Linked DNA regions of Homo sapiens: region 2 is linked to region 1. The links are chromatin contacts, found by POLR2A ChIA-PET in ENCODE. All regions are on one chromosome and are shown on one strand. The core of a region is the stretch at or near the end of the contact, and the rest is flanking DNA. Distances in the headings are between cores, read along the strand shown. Region 1 overlaps SLC23A2 (solute carrier family 23 member 2). Region 2 has its middle 30 kb from the start of SLC23A2.

Evidence for each region. ChIA-PET counts read pairs that join two places held with the same protein, here RNA polymerase II (POLR2A).
Region 2: POLR2A ChIA-PET joins it to region 1 with 17 read pairs in AG04449. The contact joins two enhancer-like sites. POLR2A ChIA-PET finds 5 or more read pairs at or near these places in 2 of 52 experiments (AG04449 and activated naive CD4-positive, alpha-beta T cell).

The regions. Positions count from the first base shown.
Region 1 is chr20:4,923,590-4,928,539 of GRCh38, forward strand. All of the region lies in intron 3 of SLC23A2 (solute carrier family 23 member 2), which reads right to left. Among named protein-coding and RNA genes, the nearest start is that of SLC23A2, 75 kb to the right of the region's middle. RefSeq lists an enhancer at 2,614-2,908. Within about 2 kb of position 2,787, at least 21 of the 41 ENCODE cell types and tissues checked have a DNase peak (open chromatin) inside an H3K27ac peak, as active enhancers do.
Region 2 is chr20:5,029,241-5,034,190 of GRCh38, forward strand. No RefSeq gene overlaps it. Among named protein-coding and RNA genes, the nearest start is that of SLC23A2, 30 kb to the left of the region's middle. RefSeq lists a silencer at 3,849-4,006. Within about 2 kb of position 2,156, at least 2 of the 41 ENCODE cell types and tissues checked have a DNase peak (open chromatin) inside an H3K27ac peak, as active enhancers do.

The DNA of each region.
Region 1 (4,950 bases), core at 1,537-4,036:
TCTTGGAATCATAGTCAATTCCAAAATCTATTATTCTTACAGAAAGAACATTTTCCCAGACAACTATTATTACCATCCAACTGAGACTTTTCGTTTTAAGATCTAAGTACTCCAAACTCTCTATTTAGGGATGTACAAAAAGGAACTTCACAGCACCTGGTACGAAAGTCACAAGAACAAGGACATGTTCTGGGCTTCTTTGCTTGGTTTTTAGAATGAAGGTAGTTGCACCAAAAAGCCTTTTTGCCTTCTTTTCACTGCTGAAAAGGGGCATGTTCAAATCTGTCATCACATAGTCAGGGGTTTAGAGGAACTGAAGCAGCCATTAAATGGTTTCTTCACTGTACCTCCCTACATCTTTCTGCCAAGGCCACTTGTCTTAAAGAAGGGATGGGAAGGAAACAGAAAAGGAAAGAAAGGAGCATGGGTCCCTGATCCTGGTGGCTGCCCTCCTCCCCTCCGCTCTGGGGCATCCTCACATCCCTGCATCCTTGCACAGCACAGCTCTGAGCCGCATCGCCACTCTGTCCTGCTCACCTCCTGCCTGCTAGGCACACCCATCAGGACACAGCCCCACAGGCCCCAGGTCTCCTCCTGAAGCTCCTTCCAGGAGTCTCTTCCAGGACAGCAACTTGCCCCTTCTTTTCAAAGCTCTCGGCCACACCTCCAGCCAACCCTTCCTCCACTGTGGCTCCTCCCCGTCCTCCCTCTGGAGTCAGAGTTTCTCCTGACATACTTTTCAACGCCTGGAATGGGTGTCTCTTTCTGAAGGGACTTGCCCCCACCCTCATCCAGCCCAAAAGCACAGAAACTAGGTCTGCTCCAGAGCCTGGTGGCTTCTCCCACCTCCACATGGCAAGCACCCAGGATGCAGCTGCTGTCAGCACACCTGTCCTAGGGCCACCAGCTCCTGCCTGGCCTCCTGCTTTTCCTTTCAGCCTACTCCCCACTAGGCAGAGCATGTCACATCTCTGCTCAAAGGCCTCCAAAGGTTTTTTTCAGGCCAACACCCTGGTGAGGCCCACAAGACCTATGGAATCTCTGGTCAATGCCCATCCTGGTGGAGCAACACCAGGCACCCCCCTGCTGTGGGGCCTTTGCCCTTGAGGCCCACATGCAGGCTTCCCACAACTCCTCCAGGACTTTACTCAAAGGCCGCCTTCTTGGTGCAGCCTTTCCTGGCCGCCTGAATTTTCAGCATCCATACCTCTACCTTATTTTTTTCCCTAGTGTTTGTCAATATCTAACATCTACACATTTGACTTATTTCTATTGTGGATTGCCTGTCTCCCACACCAGAATGAAAGCCCTGTGGCCAGGCAAAGTGGCTCCCACCTGTAATCCCAGCACTTTGGGAGGCTGAGGCAGAAGGATTGCTTGAGCTCAGGAGTTTGAGATCAGTGACATAGTTAAGACCTTGTCTCTACAAAAAAAAAAAATTAAAAATCAGCTGAGCACAGTGGCATGTGCCATATTTCAGCTACTCAGGAGGCTGAGGTGGGAGGATGGCTTAAACCCAGGAGGTTGAGGCTGCAGTGAGCCATGATGATGACACTGCACTTCAGCCTGAATGATAGAGCAAGACTCTGTCAAAAAAAAAAAAAAAAAGGATGGAAACTCATGGATTTTTGTCTGTCTGTTCATTGCTGTTCTCTAGAGCCCAGACCTGTGAGTGGCACACAGTTCCTATTTTTAAAAGGACAAATTAATGAATGGCTTGCAGGTCCTGTATGATCACTGTCTGACCTCACATTCTATTTCTCACTATTCCCCTCCCTGATTTATTTTTCTTCACAGAATTAGTGACCAGCTGCCACAAGATTGACGTATTTGCTTGTTTCTTTACTGTTTTTCTCCTCCCACCATCACTAGGAGGCCAATTCCAGGACAGAGCCTCACGCAAAGCAGGTGCCCAATAACCATCTGCTGAATGGAAGAATTCCTTTCCTCCGCACTTTCCAGGTCAGGTCACTGTCGGCTCACACCTGGACTGCGTAAGCACCCTAACTTGCCTTCCTATCTCCAGACCCTTCCTGCCCCGGCACCCACCGCAGGAATTTCCTACCCCAAAACGAGCAAATTTACTATGACCTCTCCTCAGCATCCCTGCTGCTCATCTCCACCTCCACTGTACTCTGCACTAAACTTGCGCCCCAAGCAGGACACTGCCATGCACACCCTCAGCTGAGAGGCCTTCAGTCTCCCTCCTCTTGACCTACTATACCTAGACATTTTTTAGGAGTTCCATGTTATCTCCCCTGGGAACCTTCATCTGACCGGCAAGGCCCACCCTACAACACGACTGGGCAAGGGTCTCACGTGGACACTATCACAGCACCCGTGCAGAATTCAAACCCTAACACTGATGGTATGCTGGCTGTCTTGCCATATGTCCCCCACTGGGCTGTAAGCAGCTGGTTACCAGGTATGTGCACCAGACACATTTAATCAATGGAGGAACGTGAGGCTGTGGGCTCTTCCCATTACATGTTCTGAAGAACACACACCAAGGTAAGATGAGAAGTGGTCGGTTCTTATGAACACCCAGGAGTATTTCTCCCACTCTCTGGTAAGACTAAACCTCATAAAGTTACTCGTCGGTCCATGCCGCTAATATCTCCAGACAGAATAATCTACTCTTGATACCCAAATATTCTCACAAAGGCTGTTAAAAGAAATAAAAGCTTAAGGAAGCTTAAACGCTTTCCCTGACTCTGAATGATGACGCACTGAAACAACAGGCTGTGTGTGTCACAGCCGTGCCTGTGCCAACAGGAAGTTTGGGCTGTTAACTGGGCTTCCAGGTTTAGGTGGTCCAAGAACTGCTGAGCAAACACACAGCCTTTTTCTGGCCGTGCTTCCTGTCTGTACTTTGGGATCAATGTCCCTAGGGTACGATCGTTCATCAGAATTTTTTTTGCTTTTTTTTTTTTTTTTTTTTTCCTGATTCCTGTTTCTTGCCATGGGCATTCACCCCTATTTACGCATTTCCTAGCTGGCTTTAAAACATAAGAATTTGCCTAACTAGAGTCCTGTGGGATAAGAAGAAGATCTTTTGCTATGTTCCCCCTATTTGATATCAACTCTGACCACATGATCTAATTTCCATGAGTCCTGGGGCCTGGCACATCTCTTGTTCTTACTTTGACCTAGTGGACATTCTACTTCTAAGTATGGATTTGTTCTTTTTCTTTGTAAAATGTTTGTGTGGGTGTTTTGTTTTATTTTGTTTAAAGATCTGGGAAGCACTCATCCAACACAGGATGCCTAAGAGAATCTCTAAAGATAAGATCCTTATCAGCCACACACCCCACCTCCCTTTCCAGGAGACACCCCACAAGCCTGGTTCTCAGCAACGGCCAGATTTGGTTACTGGTGCCCAACCACGCTGCACTCCAGCACACCTTTCTCTAGATGCCTTAACAGCTGACAGCCTAAAGCCCAGCTTTGGATTCTGAGGCAAATGAGAAAATAAGAGCCAACATTTCAGCCTCGCAAGGCCCTAACCAGCAAGCAGAGATGGGCTAGCCACTAGCCACGTGTGGCTATGGAGTACTTGACGAGTGCAACTAACGAAGTGAATTTCAGGTTTTATTGAATAGTATTTAATTTAAATGTAAACGTCACATGTGACTAGCAGCCATGATGCTGGACAGTACAGATCCAGACAAAAAGATAAAACCCAGAGCTGCCATGCTGGCTATTCTTCAATATTTACATTTGCAAAGGCCAGAATGAAACAAGGCACTAGCATGCAGCAATGTCCTGGCATGATCCTCCCTGTCACTCATGTGTGGGTATACCCAACGGTGAGACCCTCAACCCTATCTTCCTCTGCCAGCTCTGCCTGCCAGCAGCACCCTCTCACACGGGTCAGTCACCACCCACATGAGCCATCACAGTGAGTCTTTACAGCTCTCCTGATCTCTATGTGTGTCAAGTCCCACACCCCCACTGCCTGCAGGCTCTAGGAGCACCGCAGTTCAAATCCACAACTTCTCAAATAAAACCCATCATCTTCCATCTTCCCCACCCTCCAAACTTATGGTTTTCCCTAGACTTCATATTTTCTCCAAAGCCAACATATACCCAATCAGGTTCTTCTGTATAAAATCTTGATGAGAATCCGAAACATCTCCTTCTTTGGCCCTCAAAACCTCCTATCACCTCTTCTATCAGCCTCACCTCTGTTCTTACTATTCCCATGCCTTTGGTATCTCCCAGACCCACCAATTCTTCCTGTGCTACCCCACTGCCCCTGCCTCCAACCAGCTGCCCCCACACTAATCCCATCCATCAGGCAATGGGAAGCGACCCACTGTAACTTAGTCCCCTCACTTTTTCCCTGTCAATGGGCAAATCATTCAAAATGGTCTTCTACTTTAAAAGTTGACTTAGGGTAGCAATTTCACTAGTGATTAAATACGGGCAGTACTGTGTTCCTGTTCTTATTTTATATATATTTTGGAGACAGGGTCTTGCTCTGTCACCAAGGATGGCATGCAATGACACAACTGCTAACTCACTGCAGCCTCAAACCTCTGGGCTCAAAGAATCCTCCCATCTCAGTCTCCCAAGTAGGTAGGACTACAGGCATGCACCACCACGTCCAGCTAATTTTTAAATTTTTGGTATGAATGAGGGTCTCGCTATGTTGCCATGGCTGGTCTTGAACTCCTGGCTGCAAGTGATCCTCCCACCTTGGCCTCCCAGAGTGCTGAGATTACAGGCCTGAGCATCCGCACCCAGCCTATAACATGTTTTCTAACAAAACTATCCACAACCCAAAACTCCATCCCACAAACTATTCCTTTGTAAACATTCTTTGATGAGGTTTTGTTTTCGTGTTTTCCTTCTTTTATGTAATCTACTTTATCTTGAGCTTTGGGAGTTCAGACTAAGGTTCATCTTGGCATCCCTGACACCAAATCATCCTGGGAGCTCATGTTT
Region 2 (4,950 bases), core at 906-3,405, 110 kb after region 1:
ACTAAAAATACAAAAATTGTCCAGGCGTGGTGGCGCTTGCCTGTAATCCCAGCTACTGGGGAGGTTGAGGCAGGAGAATTGCTTGAACCCGGGAGGCGGAGGTTGCAGTGAGCCGAGATGACACCACTGCACTCCAGCCTGGGCAACAGAGCAAGACTCTGTCTTGGAAGAAAAAAAAGAGAGAGAGAAGAAGAAAAAACCCTACAAAATAGCATGGAATCAGAGATCTGAGATATCTGGTCTCTGTACGCACACATAACTTCAGTTTATCTGAACACTTCTGCTTGTTTCTGTTCTCTGCTCTCCTGACCCACCTCCTACCTTCGTTTTCCTGCATTCAGATGCTACATGCAAGTCATTTTTATCTATTTTTTTCCCCTGCAGACCATTTTTAAAACTCTGTGCTGTAATTGTACTGATTAAAATCAAGGGGGCCAGGTGTGATGGCTCATGCCTATAATTCTAACACTTTGAGAGGCCAAGGTGGGCGGATCACCTGAGGTCAGGAGTTCGAGACCAGCCAGACCAGCCAGACCAGCATGGAGAAACCCCATCTCTACTAAAAATACAAAATTAGCTCGGCGTGGTGGCAGGCGCCTGTAATCCCAGCTGCTCTGGAGGCTGAGGCAGGAGAATCACTTGAACCCGGGAGGTGGAGGTTGCAGTGAGCTGAGATTGCGCCATTGCTCTCCAGCCTGGGCGACAAGAGTGAAACTCCGTCTCAAAAACAAACAAACAAACAAACAAACAAAAAACATAAGGAATACATTCACCTGGTTCCAAATTCAAAGGTAAAAAGGCCCAGGATGAAAGTTTCCGTAGCATCCCTGCCTCCTTCCTGCCAATTTCCCCTCTCTGGCAACAACCATTCTTACTGCTTTCTTGTATTTTCTTCTAAATACATATATTTATACGTGTACATTCTTGAGCTGGATGCAGTTCAATAATGAATTCTAGCAACTCAGAAGGCTGAGGAGGGAGGACGACTTGAGCCCAGGGGTTCAAGGCTGCAGTGCAGGAGTTCACACCACTGCATTCCAGCCTAAGTGACAGAGCGAGACCCCAGCTCTAAAAACAAAACAAAACAAAAATATTCTGTTGCATAGCCAAGTAAAAAGAACTTCCTGACACAGCAATAGGGCAGCGCATGCTGTGGCTGCTCTCCCGGCACCTTTGCAGTGTGCTCCTACAGATTTTCTCCTGCCGGCAGGTATGCACCTGCCCCTGCCCCAGAGGGATTGATGGGAACTAGGAAGACCCTCAGCAGCCTTGTGGCAGGCAGTGAGTGGGGGTGGGGGTTGAGATTACTCCCATTCTGGAGTGCCTGCATCCAAGCTCTCAGGAGGTGGCATCTTAACACCCTGCTCCCCTGCCCACCCCTCTGGCGAAATAACTCTGGGAAGCCAATTCTATGCTGGTGCCCAACGCATCTCCACCAGATTCAGCTTCAGTTGCTTTCAGTAGTTATTTATTGGATCACCCACCTGTTATTGGCCGCCTTCCCTTCCCTGTCTCACTTCCCCATTCCTTTCCTGCTGTTTAGCCAGCTCACTTCCCAAATTAAGTACTTGCTCTCGAATCTTTGTCTGAGTTTGCTTTGAGAGAAACCCAAAGGAAGGCCCATGTATGCACTGTTCTATACCTTGCTTGGTTCACTTAACATGACTTGGAGATACTCCCCTATCCCTACACCAAGGCTTCCTCATTCTGTTTTTTTTTTTTTTTTCTTTTGAGACAGGGTCCCGCTTTATCACCCAGGCTGGAGTGCAGTTGCACAATCAGGGCTCACTGCAGCCTCAACCTCCCAGGTTCAAGCGATCCTCCTTCCTCAGCCTCCTGAGTAGCTGGGACCATAGGCACGTGCCACCATGCCCAACTAATTTCTACATTTTTTGTAGAGATGGAGTTTCACCAAGTTGCCTAGGCTGGACTCAAACTCCTGAGCTCAAGTGATCCACCTGCCTTGGCCTCCGAAGTGCTGGGATTACAGACATAAGCCTCATTCTTTTTAAGGGCAGCACAATATCCCCTTCTGTGGACGTGCGTAAGAACTGGGCTCCGGAGCCAGATGGCCTGCAAGTCATTCTTCATATCTAACACGGGACCAGCCATCCTTCCGCAGAGGGCGGCCTGCTTTCCCTCCACCTTTTTTACTTTCATCATTGCCCCGGGCACCTCTTCCTGAAATCTGGGAGGCTTGCCTAACTCGTTCCCATACTCTTGCACATAGTATGTAAATTACCACATCTACAGACTGGCACTCCCAGTTGCGTCTGTCTTACCTAGAGTTTATTTGTCCTTTGCTCTTTTTTCCCTTCCCTCCCTCCTTCCTTCCTATTATCTGCCCACTACCCTGATCCTGGGTTAGAAGAACAAAAGTTTGAGAATTCTCTTTTCAGTTTTTTAATTTCTCAAAGTTAAACATAATTTTAAACATTGGCTGTTAGGATTAAAAAGTTAGGAGATTTCACATTGGAATCTGGATTTTATGCGTCTCTTGAAAAATCAATGCTGTTTCATGATAGTCTCAATAAAAAAAAGAAAAAAAATTAGGCTGGGTGCGCTGGCTCATGCCTGTAATCCCTGCACTTTGGGAGGCCAAGGCGGGCAGGTCACCTGAGGTCGGATCACCTGAGGTCAGGAGTTTGAGACCAGCCTGACCAACATGGTGAAACCCCAATTGTACTAAAAATACAAAAAATTAGCCGGGCGTGGTGTCGCGTGCCTGTAATCCCAGCTATTCAGGAGGCTGAGCCAGGAGAATCGCTTGAACCTGGGAGGCAGAGGTTTCAGTGAGCCGAGGTCTCACCACTGCACTTCAGCCTGGGCAACAGGAGTGAAACTCCATCAGAAAAAAATCATAAGTCCCAGCAATGCCTCTGTTCTGGCGTGACCACAGTCACAATCTCCTGGGCCAGAGCTAAGGATCCCCTGTCCCCTTGGGGTGGGGGCATCTCTCAACCATTCACCACTCCCCACAAAGAGGCCTCCTCACTTATTTATGGGACCTCCCTAGCCCAGTAGGTGACTGGATGTGAAACGCCTGGTTCAGGTCCTTATTAATGCAAACTTGAAGTATTTATTTAATTATTTTTTTGAGACAGAGTCTTGCTCTGTCGCCCAGGCTGGAGTGCAGTGGTATGATATTGGCTCACTACAGCCTCTGCATGCCGGGTTCAAGCAATTCTCCTGCCTCAGCCTCCCAAGTAGCTGGGATTACAGGCGCCTGCCAACACACCCAGCTAATTTTTTTTTTTTTTTTTTTTTGAGACAGAGACTCACTCTGTCATCCAGGCTGGAGTGCAGTGGCACGATCTTGGCTCACTGCAACCTCCACCTCCTGGGTTCAAATGATTCTTGTGCCTCAGCCTCCCGAGTAGCTGGGACTACAGGCGCTCGCCACCATGCCCAGCTGATTTTGTTTTGTATTTTTAGTAGAAATGGGATTTCACCATGTTGGCCAGGCTGGTCTTGAATTCCTGACCTCAAGTGATCCGCCTGCCTCGGCCTCCCAAAGTGCTGGGATTACAGGCGTGAGCCACTGTGCCTGGCCTAATTTTTGTATTTTTAATAGAGACAAGGTTTCTCCATGTTGGCCAGGATGGTCTTAAACTCCTGACCTCAGGTGATCCTCCCACCTTGACCTCCCAAAGTGCTGGGATTACAGGTGTGAGCCACCAAGCCCGGCCAAGCTTGAAGTATTTCTATTACTTAAAGTGAAAATGCAGATCCTAATTTCGGCACTTTGGGAGGCTGAGGCAGGAGGATCACTTGGGCCAGGAAGTTCAAGACTACAGTGAGCTATGGTGGCACCACTGTGCTCCAGGCTGGGCCACAGAGCAAGACCCTATCTATTTTTTTTTTTTTTTTGAGATGGAATTTCGCTCTTGTTGCCCAGGCTGGAGTGCAATGGCACGATCTTGGCTCACTGCAACCTCCACCTCCCAGGTTCAAGCGATTCTCCTGCCTCAGCCTCCCAAATAGCTGGGATTACAGGCACGTACCACCACACCTGGCTGACCCTATCTCTTAAAAACAACAACAGCAACATCATCAACAACAATACCCAGATTCCGATTCAGTAGATCTCGGTGGGGCATGAGATTCCGCATTTCTCACAAGTTTCCAGGTGATGCTGGTGTTGCTGGTCTACAGACCACACCTTGAGGAGCAGGGACAAGCCAGTCTCCTTCCTCCCCCATCGATTTTGCACATCACTGGGGATTTATTTTTCTAGTACATTATGTTTCTAGAATTCCAGTGGTTGTTGAATATCCATGGCAGTTACTGTTTACTGTTTGTTTTTTTTTTAAAGCACAGGATCTTTCGGCTTCCCAAACAGTGTTACTGCTCAGATCCCTGTGCACAGTGTACAAGTCAGATCTAATAGGTGCTAACTGAAGTCAAAGAGAAGGCCCTGGAAAATATCACTCTGAAATCCACCTCCCCACTCCCTGATCCCCAGGTCCCTGTGTCCAAACCACAGGAATTTGAAACTGTGGAACTCAGCTAAAAATCAGAGATCTTATTCTGGTATTCCAAGGACTTAGGAGTTAAGTAACTTGCCCAAGATTACACAGCTGCAAAACCCCGGATCTCCCAAACCCTTTGCATTTTTGTCCTAAGGCCACAGTCACAGCATTTCCTACCAAAGCCCAGCCCAGATCCACCCACTTTCTGATTTTTCTTGCCTTATTCACACCTGAGAATAAACACCTCTCTGCCAGTTAAAACTGTATTTTCAAACAGGGTTAGGCTCTGTGGCTCACACCTGCAACCCCAGCACTTTTGGAGGCTGAAAGAGTTCAAGACCGGCTTGGGCAACAAATCAAGACCCCTGTCTCTTAAAAAATAAAAAAATTGGGCCGAGCGCAGTCGTTCACGCCTGTAATCCCAACACGTTGGGAGGCCGAGGCGCGTGGATCACCTGAGATCAGGAGTTTGAGACCA